Linked DNA regions of Homo sapiens: regions 1 and 3 are each linked to region 2. The links are chromatin contacts, found by Hi-C in ENCODE. All regions are on one chromosome and are shown on one strand. The core of a region is the stretch at or near the end of the contact, and the rest is flanking DNA. Distances in the headings are between cores, read along the strand shown.

Evidence for each region. A loop is a pair of places that touch in the nucleus more often than their neighbours do. Pooled maps may share reads with other maps.
Region 1: a map of heart right ventricle shows a loop between it and region 2 (32-fold over the local background). The contact joins the promoter of SET here to the promoter of NTMT1 in region 2. A Hi-C loop is called at or near these places in 1 of 168 maps with a recorded cell type or tissue (heart right ventricle), 2 of 37 single-sample maps with no recorded cell type and 5 of 50 pooled maps.
Region 3: a pooled map shows a loop between it and region 2 (8-fold over the local background). The contact joins the promoter of ZDHHC12-DT here to the promoter of NTMT1 in region 2. A Hi-C loop is called at or near these places in 6 of 50 pooled maps.

What each region holds. Positions count from the first base shown.
Region 1 is chr9:128,686,508-128,690,471 of GRCh38, forward strand. SET (SET nuclear proto-oncogene) reads left to right here and starts at 2,715. Exons shown (of 8, transcript NM_003011.4): 1 at 2,715-3,148. The coding sequence starts at 3,076. RefSeq lists an enhancer at 1,012-1,888 and silencers at 2,175-3,084, 3,465-3,584.
Region 2 is chr9:129,623,636-129,628,125 of GRCh38, forward strand. NTMT1 (N-terminal Xaa-Pro-Lys N-methyltransferase 1) reads left to right here and starts at 2,528. Exons shown (of 4, transcript NM_014064.4): 1 at 2,528-2,660. RefSeq lists enhancers at 449-588, 599-648, 2,501-3,039 and a silencer at 2,653-2,892.
Region 3 is chr9:128,721,889-128,725,820 of GRCh38, forward strand. It overlaps ZDHHC12-DT (ZDHHC12 divergent transcript), which reads left to right and starts at 2,574. Exons shown (of 2, transcript NR_046240.1): 1 at 2,574-2,747. ZDHHC12 (zDHHC palmitoyltransferase 12) reads right to left here and starts at 2,239. Exons shown (of 5, transcript NM_032799.5): 1 at 2,106-2,239; 2 at 550-686; 3 at 121-198. The coding sequence starts at 2,205. RefSeq lists a silencer at 2,128-2,607.

The sequences.
Region 1 (3,964 bases), core at 1,465-3,964, 940 kb before region 2:
TAGTGTTCTCAGACAGACTCAGCCCAGGAGCGGGTCGTGAAATCAATTTGGTGGGGTGTGACCTGCATTTTAAATAGGAAATTAGAATCACATCACCCTTGGTAAGGGTAAGTTTTGGTTTGTGTGTGCTAGGTCATGATGTCAAAAGTACTTCTGACTGTTGGTCACATTAAAAAAACTGAGGCAGGGTGCGATGGCTAACTCTTGTAATCCCAGAGCTCTGGAAGGCTGAGGCTGAAGGATGGTTTGAGCTCAGGAGTTTGAGACCAGCCTGGGCAACATGGTGATACCTCCTCTCTACAAAAGATAAAAACAAAATTAGCCAGGCAAGGTGGCAGTGGTGCTTGCCTGTGGTCCCAGCTACTCAGAAGGCTGAGGTGTAAGAATCCCCAGAGCCCAGGAGGTCAAGGCTGCAGTGAGCCATGGTTCTGGGCGACAGAGAGAGACCCTGTCTCATAATAATAACAACAATAAAAATAGAAAAACTGTTTTAAGGTAAGGGCTTTGTCAATTGCTACTTGGTTTAGAATCTTGGTTCTGTCACTTGCAACAAAGTTTAGTTTATGCTAGGCACAGTGGGTGGCTCATGCCTGTAGTCCCAGCACTTTGGGAGGCCGAGGTGGGCAGATCACCTGAGGTCGGGAGTTCGAGACCAGCCTGGCCAACATGGTGAAACCCCGTCTCTACTAAAAAATACAAAAATTAGCTTGGCATGGTAGTGGGCGCCTGTAATCCCAGATACTCGGGAGGCTAAGACACTCACCGTGCACTGTCTTGAACATGAAAGATGCTGCTTGAGCTTTAAGAGCTGATAGTGGGCCGAGCTCAGTGGCTCATGCCTGTAATCTCAGCACTTTGGGAGGCAGAGGCAGGTGGATCACCTGAGGTCAGGAGTTTGAGACCAGTCTGGCCAACATGGTGAAAACCTGTCTCTACCAAAAAATACAAAAATTAGCAGGGCGTGGTGACTCACATCTGTAATCCTAGCAACTCAGGATGCTGAGGCAGGAGAATCACTTGAACCCGGGAGGCGGAGGTTGCAGTGAGCTGAGATGGCACCACTGCACTCCAGCCTGGAAGACAGAATGAGACTTGGTCCCCTCCCCCACCAAAAAAAAAAAAAAAAAAAAAGAGCCAATGGTAAAGTGTGAGTTCTGGAAGGCAGAATTCCAACCCCAAGTTCTGGTTAAAAATGTCCAAAGAGAGATTTCAGGTATTTTTTTGTTTTTGTTTTAGAGATAGGGTCTTGCTCTGTCACTCAGGCTTCAGTGCAGTGGCTGCATTGGGGCTCATTGAAGCCTGGAATTCCTGGGCCCAAGCGATCCTCCTGCCTTGGCCTCCCAAAGTGTTGGGATAACAGGAGTGAGCTATTGCATGGCCAGGATTTGAAATTGGCCAGCGTATCACTAAAATCAACAAATGGTACTGGCCGGGCGCAGTGGCTCCCGCCTGTAATCCCAGCACTTTGGGAGGACGAGGTGAGTGGATCACCCCAGGTCAGTAGACCAGCCTGGCCAAGGTGGTGAAACTCCATCTCTACTAAAAATACAAAAATTAGCCGGGCATGGTGGCACGTGCCTGTAGCCCCAGCTACTCGGGAGGCCGAGGCAGGAGAATTGCTTGAACCCGAGAGGCAGAGCTTGCAGTGAGCCAAGATTGCGCCACTGCACTCCAGCCTGGGGGACAGAGCAAGACTCCCGTCTCAAAACAAACAAACAAATGCTACTAATCAGGGTTTTTCTGGCTTTTTATGGTTCATGTCTTGGGGTGCTGGAGGGACAGAATGTGGGGCATCCGCATTACTTGAAAAGTATTATTTAAACAAAATGCTTTGGCCCTCCTTAGTGGTTCAGAACTTTGCCTCTCAAGTAGAACTTGTTGGCCCCTTTCATCTCTATGAACAGAACACCGCCTATCGCTTGGGGCTGTTGTGAGGCCTCGGTGAGATAACCGTGCCATGCGCTGCTGAAACTGGCACTTAACGCTCAGTATGATTCTTGCGGGCGCTGGGCACCGCGGACTAATGTGGTACCTCCCTGCCTTCACAGGACTTCGAGTTTAATGTGGCTTCAGTGTCGTAACCTTTATCATTTCATAACAGAAACGGGTTCAGAGAGGAAGGGTGACTTGCTCAAGGGTACAAGCTTGCTGGGCAGGGCTTGGACTAAAACCCAGGAATGGCCCTGCGCGCGGATTACACAGCCTGGGGCTTCGCACACGAGCCCGAGTTTGAGTCCGATCGGCAGTTCCCCATCTGGCATCCAGAATGGGGTGCCCCCTGCTTTCTCCACGAAGTGGAAGGCGCCGAGAGGCCGGGCGGAATTCGGGGCCCCCATACGAGGCCGGGCCTGCACTTTCGGGGTGGTGGGCGCCCCGCTCCCGGTGCCCCGCGGAGCAGGGAAGCCGCTCGCTCACCACGTGACGCGCCGGCCGGGGGCACCCGCGCCTCCGTGCGACGCCCCGCCCACCGGCCTGCCGCGCGCCAGTGTCCTGGGTCGGGCCGGAGAGGGGAGAGCGGGGGAGGGGACGCGGCGCGGGGGGCGGCCGTGCGTCGCCGCGCGCCTTCCTCCCACCTCTCGCCGGGCCCTGTGTCTCCGCGCCGCGACTCCGCCCCCTCATCCCGCCGCCCAGGCCAATGGCGCCGCGGCGCGAGCCTCCCCGGCCGGAGGCGGAGCATCCGCGCGGGGCCTGGCGCGCCTGCGCCCTGCGCCCGCCCCTCGCCGTAGGAGGAGGTGGAGGAGGAGGCGGCTCGGGAGAGCGAGCAGCGAGCTGGCTGGATCGCCGAGCGCGAGTGAGGGAGCCGAGCCGCCCGCCGCCGCCGCCTCCGCCTCCCCTCCGCGAACAGGAGCCCGGGCCGGGGCCCGGCACGCCGCCCCAGCCCGTCCCTCGGCGTCAGGCCGCGAGGGTAGCGCGCGCGAGCGAGCGAGGGGGAGGGAGAGCGAGCGAGCGCCGGGAGGAGGCGGCCGGACCGAGCGGGCGCCCGCGCGTGTGGCGTGAGGGGAAGCCGCTTGCCCGCCCCCTTCGCCTTCCCTTCTCTCCCCCTCCCCGCTCCCCCCCCGACCGCGGAGCAGCACCATGTCGGCGCCGGCGGCCAAAGTCAGTAAAAAGGAGCTCAACTCCAACCACGACGGGGCCGACGAGACCTCAGGTGAGAGCAGCGAGCCCGGGGGCCGGCCCGCGCCGCCATCTTCGCCGCCCGCCCCGGCCCGCAGGCCGCCGGCGGGGCCCGGGGCGCGCGCGGGGGGCGCCGGGCGGGGGGGCGCGGCGCGGCCGGGCGGGGGCCCGCGGACTCGGCGCCCTTTTTTGTGCGCGGCTGGGCTGGGGGCCTGGGTGGCCCGCGCCGCGGCGGCCGCGCTGCGAGGCGGGGGCGCTGCGGCCTGCTCGGCGCGGGCGGAGGAGACCCCCCCTTCCTCTCCCCCCTCCCTCGCTCTCCTCCCCCTCCCTCCCTCCCGAGAAGCCTCTCTTTATTGTGCTCCGCCATGATGCCTCGCTCCCATCAGCCGCCGCCGCCGCCACATGGTGCGGCCGGACGCGGCCCCGCGCCCGACCTCCCGCGCGGTTCCGCTTCGCGCCCGGCCCGCGGCGGCGCCCCCGGCACCCCCGCCCAGAGGCTGGCCCCGGCGGGGCTTCTGCCTGGAGCTCGGGTGGGGTGGGGGCGCGGGGAACACGCGGGCGGCCGCGCGCTGGGCCTTGGCCGGCCGGGAGGATGCTCTGGCCAGCCCGGGCGCACTCCCCACGTGGGGCGGCCGCCCCGTCGCGCCAGCGTGCGGAGAAACCTGGCGCCGCGACCAGTGTATCGGGGGTCTTGGAAATGGCTAAGAAAGCTGGCCTCTGCCTAGGAGGCTCTCGGCAGGGGGGCTGCCAATCCGGGATGGTTACCGGAAATGAACCGCGCGATCTGGCCCTTTCACACCCACTTAGCTTTGTAGGGGGTTTGTAGTCTTTACAGGACAAAAGGGCACCT
Region 2 (4,490 bases), core at 1,278-3,777:
ACGCGTCGCCAAAGATATATTCTATTTTCTGTCAATGCTTCTCACCAGGGATGGAGGGACATACTTTCCTGGAGAGCTACAATATTGAGTGGGGGAGGGAGATATTTTTGTATTTATTTAAAGGGTATGTGTCTTTTTTAATGGCTGCGAAACACCAGATTAACTAGACGGTTTCTTTTTTTCTTTTCTTTTCTTTTTTTTTTTTTTGGAGACGGAGTCGCGATCTCAGCTCACTGCAAGCTCCGCATCCTGGGTTCACCCCATTCTCCTGCCTCAGCCTCCCGAGTAGCTGGGATTACAGGTGCCCACCACCACGCCCGGCTAATTTTTTTGTATTTTTAGTAGAGACGGGGTTTCACCGTGTTAGCCAGGATGGTCTCGATCTCCTGCCCTTGTGATCCACCTGCCTCGGCCTCCCAAAGTGCTGAGATTACAGGCGTGAGCCACTGCGCCTGGCCTAACTAGATGGTTTCTAAGGAGCCCTCCAGCCCTTGCACTCTGCAAATATTTATCAAGGAACTACTATGTGCTAGGCTTGGGAATTCAGAGATGCCAGAGGCTTTGAGGTCAGGGAGCCGGCCAGTCCTGGGAAGGCCTTGGAGCGTGGCTGTGGGGAAGGGGCTTGCTCTTCTGTTGACAGGAAATAAGACAGGGCTGGATTTTTAGGCATACAGAGAGCTTGGATCAGAGCTGCCCCCTGGCGGAGGATTCCGGACACCCCCACCGATTGAAATTGCCCAGGATCAATCCCTTTGCTTAAAGACACAGAAAATGAAGCTTGGGAGAGGGGCTCAGACCAGGGGTAGCAGTTGTGACCTAGAATAGTCTAGAGGGTATGCCAAATAAGATGCACATACACACATCCTGCGGACTCAATGCAGAAGGGGCTTTTTAGCATCCCCTTTCTACCGTAGCTTTCAACACATTTAGAGCAAACACACTTTAAGCACCTTCTGTGTGCGTCGCCCAGAGGAAGGAACACCAGGATAGTATTATTATTATTTTATTTTTGAGACAGAGTTTCGTTCTTGTCACCCAGGCTGGAAAGCAATGGCGCGATCTAGGCTCATTGCAACTTCTGCCTCCTAGGTTCAGGCTATTCTCCTGCCTCAGCCTCAGAGTAGCTGGGACTACAGGCATGCACCACCATCCCTGGCTAATTTTGTATTTTTAGTAGAGACGGGGTTTTGCCATGTTGGCCAGGCTGGTCTCAAATTCCTGACCTCAGGTGATCCGCCTGCCTTGGCCTCCCAAAATGCTGGGATTAGAGTCGTGCACCACCGTGCCCTGCCAACACAAGGATATTATTAATAGTATAGGAAAAATGAACTTAAGATGGATATTGTCATTATAACAGCTTCCATTTCCTGAGAACCCACTGCAGGTGCTGAGCTGAAGGTCTGACGTGCAATGTCCCACAAGTTTAACCCTCTCAGAGCATCAGAAGTTGAGTAATTATTACGTTGCTCAACTTCCTCTTCTGACAGGAGACTGAAGCTCGGAAATGTTAACAGGCTCTACCCACCTGCAAGCTCCCGTTTCCATCACCGCTGCCTCGGAGATAGCTCCAGAATTTCTTTGCATGGGAGGAGCCTAGGGAAGGGCCACGCTTTTGGAATGGAAACGTCATGGGCTTGTTTTGCTCATTTCAGTGGGAATCCCATGGCACTGCCGAGAGTATTTCTTTTTATTTTATTTATTTTGGGGGGTCGGTATTATTTTAAGATGCTAATGGAGATGGGTGGATTTGAGGACCAATGGCTTTTTTTTCCCTTTTTACTCAAAGCCCGCACAACACACTCGTTTTTAGAAGTCCAGCCTGCAGCCTCCAAACGAACTGTTGTACGTGCTGGGGACGGGGAGAGGGCGACGCTGCGGCTCTTTTCCGTTCGGGAGGTCCTTCTAGATTCCCAAAAGTCAATTTAGTCAAGTTTTGAGCTGTAACCTGTGTTGGGCGCGGTGGCTCACGCATGTAATCCCAGCAGTCTGGAAGGCCGAGGTGGAAGCCTCGCTTGAGGCCAGGAGTTCAAGATCAGCCTGAGCAACAGGGTGAGACCCCGTCTCTAATTTTTTTTTTTTAAAGAAGTCAAATTAGGCCAGGTGCGGTGGCTCACGCCTATAATCCCAACACTTCGGAAGGCAGAGGCGGGCGGATCACTTGAAGTCAGGAGTTCGAGACCAGCCTGGCCAACATGGTGAAAACCCGTCTCTACTAAAAATACAAAAATTAGCTGGGTGTGGTAGCTCACGCCTGTAGTCCCAGGTACTCTGGAGGCTGACGCAGGAGAATCGCTGGAACCTGGGAGGCAGAGGTTGCGGTGAGCCGAGATCGCGCCACTGCACTCCAGCCTGCTTGACAGAGCAAGATTCTATCTCAAAAAAAAAAAAAAAAAAATTTAAATTATTTTTCAAAAGAAGTTAAGTTAAATCCGGAGCCCGCGCGGGGGAGGGGCGAGCTGAGCGAGGGGGTGGAGCCAGCCATGGGCCCGCCCCTAAACGCCCGGAAGTGACGTTGGCGGACAAAGGCAGCGCGCGCCGCGAGCTGTCGCGTCTGGTCGTGGTCTGGCGGAGCTGCGGTTGGCTTGTGGCGTCTCCGCCGCCGCCGCCCTCCCTTCCTCTTCCCCATCTTCTTCTCTCGGTCCCGGGAGCCCCCGCCCGGAGTGAGTAGCGCGAGGCGGTGCGAAGGGTAGGCAGCCGCTGGGAGAGGGGAGGCTGCGACCCCTAACTGTTTCGGCGCCCTGAGGTCCCGGGTCCCCGGCTCGTCACGTGACCCGGCGCGTGCGCGCGGGCCGGCACAGGCCTCACGTGCGCGTCCCCAAGAGGTCTACGGGCCGGACCTGGGCAGGGACTACGGAGCAGTCCATGGGTCGGGGTACAGGAGGAAAGTCAAGGCACTCAAAGCCCAGGCAGGGCACTCCCCCACCCCGGTCCCCAGACCGCAGCAAATCCCTTTCTCTGAGCCTGTTTCCCTTCCGAGAAACAGGGATATGGAGAGCGCCCACTTGGAGGATGGATGGGAGGAATCGGTAAAATCGGTAAAATGCCCAGTTCAGAGCCTGGCACAGTTAAGTGCCCGCTGCACAGAAGTTGCTGTCGTATTTAACCTTGGGTGCCACCCGAGCGCCAGCCCGACACAGGTGCAGCTCAAAAAAGACAGCCCGAGAGCCCTTGCGGCCAAGGTCAGCCTGTCTGCAGGGAGGCTGCCATATCGAAAAGCCCAGACTTTGCTGCGCACCAACTGTGTGATCTCTCCCTCTGGACTTTGGTTTCTCCTCTGTACTATAAGTGATTGCCACAACTGGTGTCAGAGGCCCTGACAGCGGGGAGGGACAGTGTAACCGGTGGTTGTGGTGTGTAGAATGATTGCCCAGTGAGATGGGATGAGCCTCTGGGAGGAACCAGGGCTGGTATAAGGAGCCTGGATTCCCTCCTTAATTCTGTTCTCGGCTTCCTGTTTGTATGTTTAAAGACACGTCACTTCCTTTAGTGTGCTGGTTTTTCTCTATGTAAACTGAGGACTGTGCGGGGGTTGGAAGGATGCATGGAGCGTTTTGGTGGAGGCCGGAAGCCCTAGGATCACAAGGATGGCATCTAAAAAATCTCGGTGGGGGTTCTGTGCTTATAGGCAGAGGAAGCTCACTCCCCACTCTGGCTGATTTGCAGAGCTGTTTGAGTCTGCTGGCTTGGCCGCCCAGCATACCAGTAACAGTCCCCTAGGTGTGTCCAATACAGCTTCTGTGGCATTCTAAGGCAGTTTTCCCATTTGATCCTCATAGTGGGCAGAGTTGACAAGAATCTCATTTGACAGAGATTTCTAAGCTCAAGAGAGAATATGTGCCCGGCACTGTGCAAAGCACTTTAAGCTTTTCATATGCACTTTTAATCACAGCCTTTCTGTAAAGTCGGTATTACTGTTCCATTTTATAGGTGAACTGAGGAATGGTGAGGTTTAATGTCTTGTCTGTGCTTACACAGCAGGTGTGCAGAGCCAAGATTCAGATCTGGTTCATCTGGCTCCATCAGAGCCTTTGTTAGTTTTTAAATGTATCCCCTGTTTTGTCTTCTTCCCTCCCTTTCTCACTTCCTTCTTTTTCTTAGAGCACTCTGCCGTTTGCATGTGGCCTGCTGCTGTCCACAAAGATCCAGGGAGGATGGACTCTGTCCACTAGGCTGCTAGAGGGTGGAGGTAACTTTTAGGCAGGCTTTTCCGTAGAGACTTACGTGAGGAGGATGAGATGACTGCAAAAGTCTGCCGGTGACAGTTTCAGCACTGTTTTCTTCCATGGGTCGTGGGAGAAGAGATGCAGTACCTTGGGTCTGAACACCTTGGCGGGGAGGAGGAGGCAGCAGCCAGGTGACTGTGAAGGATGTAGGATCACATTTACTGGCTGAGCAGCCATTTACCAGGCATGAGGGGTTTGTCTTCCTCTCTGAGCTAGCCTAGAGTGCACACAAAGCCCGTGTGCTCCTGGCCCCCTCCCAGGCCCTTC
Region 3 (3,932 bases), core at 1,324-3,823, 900 kb before region 2:
GGGCCTGATTCTGGAAGGCCTTCTTGGAGGAGGGGCGAGGCCCAGGCAGTGGGGCAGGAGGAGGTCGAGGAGTCTCAGCTTTGGCCCAACCTCTCCCACGGGTGTCCGTGCATCACTCACCAGCACCAGGCAGTATCTGCAGCGCCGAAGAGGGATGGCTGGAGGAACCATGGCTGTCTGCTCCTCTTTGAGCTCCTCCTGGAATGAGGGGTGGGGTGTAAGACAGGGTCCCCTTGGGAGACAGATGGCATTGGCGGGCAGCTCCCCTAGGGGCCGGCTTAGCTCTGGGTATGGAGTTTGGGACCCATCCCATGCAGAATGGAGGTGTGGGGTATGGCGGAGCACCCTGGACTGAGGGCGGCTGTGTATGTTTGCAAGTCTCTTCCTTCTCTGGGGCCCAGCAGTTTCCTCACTACTGTAGATGGGGCTCTAGGGGTGGCAAGAGGAGTCACTGAACTGCTCCCACAAGAGCCTGCAGCACAGAGCCTGGCATGGAGACTGGTGCTGGTTGTTAGGTCCCTGTTGGTGAGAGTAGGGGCCCCTGGTTACCTGAGGCTGGGGCTGCACATTCACGTAGCCAGGGTCCATGAGTGACACAGCGAGGTAGAGCAGCAGGGAGCCCAGCACCAGGAGCAGGAAGGTGAGGGGCAGGAGCAGCTCCCCCTGCTCCTCCCATTGCCGCAGCTCTGGAGAGGCCGGAGAGCACAGTGAGGCTGGGCCGGGTAGAACAGGAGTGGGTGGGGTTGGGGTGCAGTTGGAGGTGGGGAAGTGTGTTCCTGGCTGAGCAAAGGCCTGGAGATGTTGGTTCCATGAGTGGCTGTGTGTGGCCAGCAGTTCATCTGCACTTTTATCTGGAGGGTCAGAGGGAACCATGGAAGGTTATAGAGCCAGATCTGTTTTGGAAAACCTCATTGCTAAAGAAATGGATCAGGGGAAGCCTGGGGGCAGAGAATCTGGCCAGGAGGAAGAAGAGAGTCGCTACAAAGGCCTGGCAGGAAGTGAGGGAGGAAGGAATGGACAGGGGGCTGCTGGGTCAAGGGAGCCAGACCTGACTGGATGTGGGAGAGAGGGAAGAGGGGTCCAGCGTCTCTGGCTCTGCAATGGTGAGAGACTGGTTAGGTCTGAAATGCCTGAGAGAGATACAGTGGGAAGGGTGCAGCTGGCAGGCTCAGATGCTGCAGAGGGGCATACGGAAGGGTCCAGCAGGCTTCAGCCCAGGGAGGTGACAGGATTTTGGGGAGGTAGGGTGCAGGGCAAGGAGTGAGGGGGCATGAGACCACCAGACAGCAGAGTGTAGACAAATCCTGTGTCCCTTGGTTGTAAGGGGGAGCAGAGAAGAAAGGGTGGGTTTTGAGGGGGGTTTTCTGATACGGAGACCTGAGCAAGTTTTTAGGCTAAAGGGTGAAGGTGGTGGAGGAGGTCTGTCTTGGGAGGAAAGCCAGAAGGGGCCCCAGTCCAGAAACTGAGGCTGGACCGCCATGGAAGGAGGGCTGGGGTCTGCTGTGGGGGACAGTGGGGGAGGCTGCCTGTGGCAGGTGAGGCGCTGGGTAGGGGGCTACTAAGAGGAATGAGGGAAATGGAGGTGGGTGGGTGGGTGAATCTGTGGGAAGATGGGAGACAGGCCGCACCCCATGGAGTGTTCTCTGGCCTGAGGGTTTGCCTGGACTTGGGCAGCTAGTGGCCATGGGGGTGTGGGGGGTGTGGGTGTGGGCAGAATGCCAATCTTTGCATCTAGTTGAGCCTCCTAATCGTATGGATAGGAAGATTTGGGGTCAGTTCCTGGGAAGGATCATGTGGGTCCCAGGATCAGGGGACATGGGGCTCAAGTCGGTCCTTGGATCTGGTGGGCACCGGCTGGGTCCTGGGATGGACAGGGCATTTGGCAATGATCAGGAAGATGCTGGGATTAATTAGGGATCAACGGGGTATCAGACAGAGAGCAGGTGGCTCTTGGAATGATAGATGGGGAGAGGGCTTCAGGAGCTGGTGGAGATCGGGCCAATCCCAGGATCTCCAGGGATTAGGCGGGAGACCCAGTGTGACCAGAACGTCTGGGGAAGTACGCGGGATCGGGTGGGTCCGGGGTCGCTCGGGGTCCGGCTCACCGGTATCGTGCAGGAAGAGCACCAGCGTGATTCCCCAGGTCAGCACGGTGTGCCCGGTCCGCACCAGGACCCCAGGGCTGAGGAGCGCCCAGGGCGCCATCGCCTCGGCCCGGGGCCCCACCCGGAAGAAGCGCCCAGAGGGGCGGGCCCTCCGAGGGAGGGGAACGCCGCCGCCCGGGGACTGGTGGATCTAGGCGTTGGGCGGGGCCGGACTGGGTCAGGGAGGCTGCCTATTGGATGGCATCTGCGGCCGAATGGACCCTCAAGCCAACAGGTGCCTGAAGAGGCTGAGGGTGGGGCCGGCGCGCGCGCAGCTGGTAACTCCCTCAACTCCAGCCCCACCCGCCAGGTAACTTTTGAAAGCGCCGGAGCGCGCGCGCACCTCCCCCGCGCTCCGCTGTGCCCTCCCCCGCGTTCCCCTGTGCCCGCCCTCGCAGCCTCGCGCATGCGCGTAGCTCCCTGGGCGCTTCGAAGATCCAGCGGCTTGCTGTGAGTCCGGGAGGCAAAATTGTACCCATTTCAAAGATGTGATGACTAAAGTCTCGAGAGGGCCAAGGCTCGCCCAAGGTTGCTCTGTGGTGACAGCTTTACCTCCTTGCTATGTATTCTCAGATATTGCAAACGGACGAGAGAAAAGTGGAGGTACGTGGTGCACATTCTGACTATGGGTGATCCAACTTAGGCGGGAGTCAGAAATCCCAGCACTGCCCCTTCCTACCTGTGTGACCCTGGGCGAGTTACTGAGCCCCTCTGAGCTGTTTTCTGTCTCTATAAGGGGGATTACAATAGTGTCTTCCTCCTAAGGTGTTTGGGAGGATTAAATAATGGAAGCGCCTTGTCTAGCACGGGACTGTCTTGCCTCTCCTGCTGTGAGCCACCACCTACAGGCGGACTTTCCTCACCGGAGGCTGCAGGCTGTCCTCCTTCCCTGTGTCCCCAGGGCCTTCTCCACTCAGCCCCGCCTTTCCACAGCACCTCCCACTGATACCAGCATCCTCCTCCGCCTCCCTCTGATTGGCCCCATCCCAGCTCCTCCAGGATACTCCTCTGACATCTGTTGTTTTTCTCAGCTCAACATCCTTTTTTTGGTTGGGGAATCGACTTCCCATCCCATGTGATTGGAGGGACTGCCCCTCACCCCATAGGATGGCGAGCGGCAGGCTGTGGGCTTTCGACTCTGCAGAACCAATCACAGGCCTTCCATGAGATTACTGTCTAGATGCTGAGAGGAAGGAGCATTCTTTTGGATCTCAAGCCTAAGGAATGGGATATAAGGCAACTGGGAGCCGTCTTTACGCTGGGCGGAGAGGGCTTACCCTGTCTGTGGCTGGAGAAAATGAGACCAACTTATAAAGACACATAGAGATGGATAAGCAGCACTAAAGGAGGGAGCAAGAGATGGTCTGAACAACATTGTCTGAGCCCTCTAGATCCGGCTGTCCCTGAAGCTGATACTGACTCTGCATCCCCTGGTTGCAAGAGTCAATGAATGCCCACCTTTTTTTTTTTTTTTTTTTTGAGACAGAGCCTCACTCTGTTGCCTAGGCTGGAGTGCAGTGGCGCGATCTGGGCTCACTGCAACCTCCACCTCCCAAGTTCAAGTGATTCTCCTGCCTCAGCCTCCCAAGTAGCTGGGGTTACAGGCACATGCCACCACGCCCAGCTAATTTTTGTATTTTTAGTAGAGACAGGGTTTCACTATGTTGTCCAGGCTGGTCTCGAATTCCTGACTTCAAGTGATCTGCCTAACTCAGCCTCTCAAAGTGCTGGGATTACAGGTGTGAGCCACCATGCCTGGCCCCAATTCCCACCTTTGACTAGCCTGAG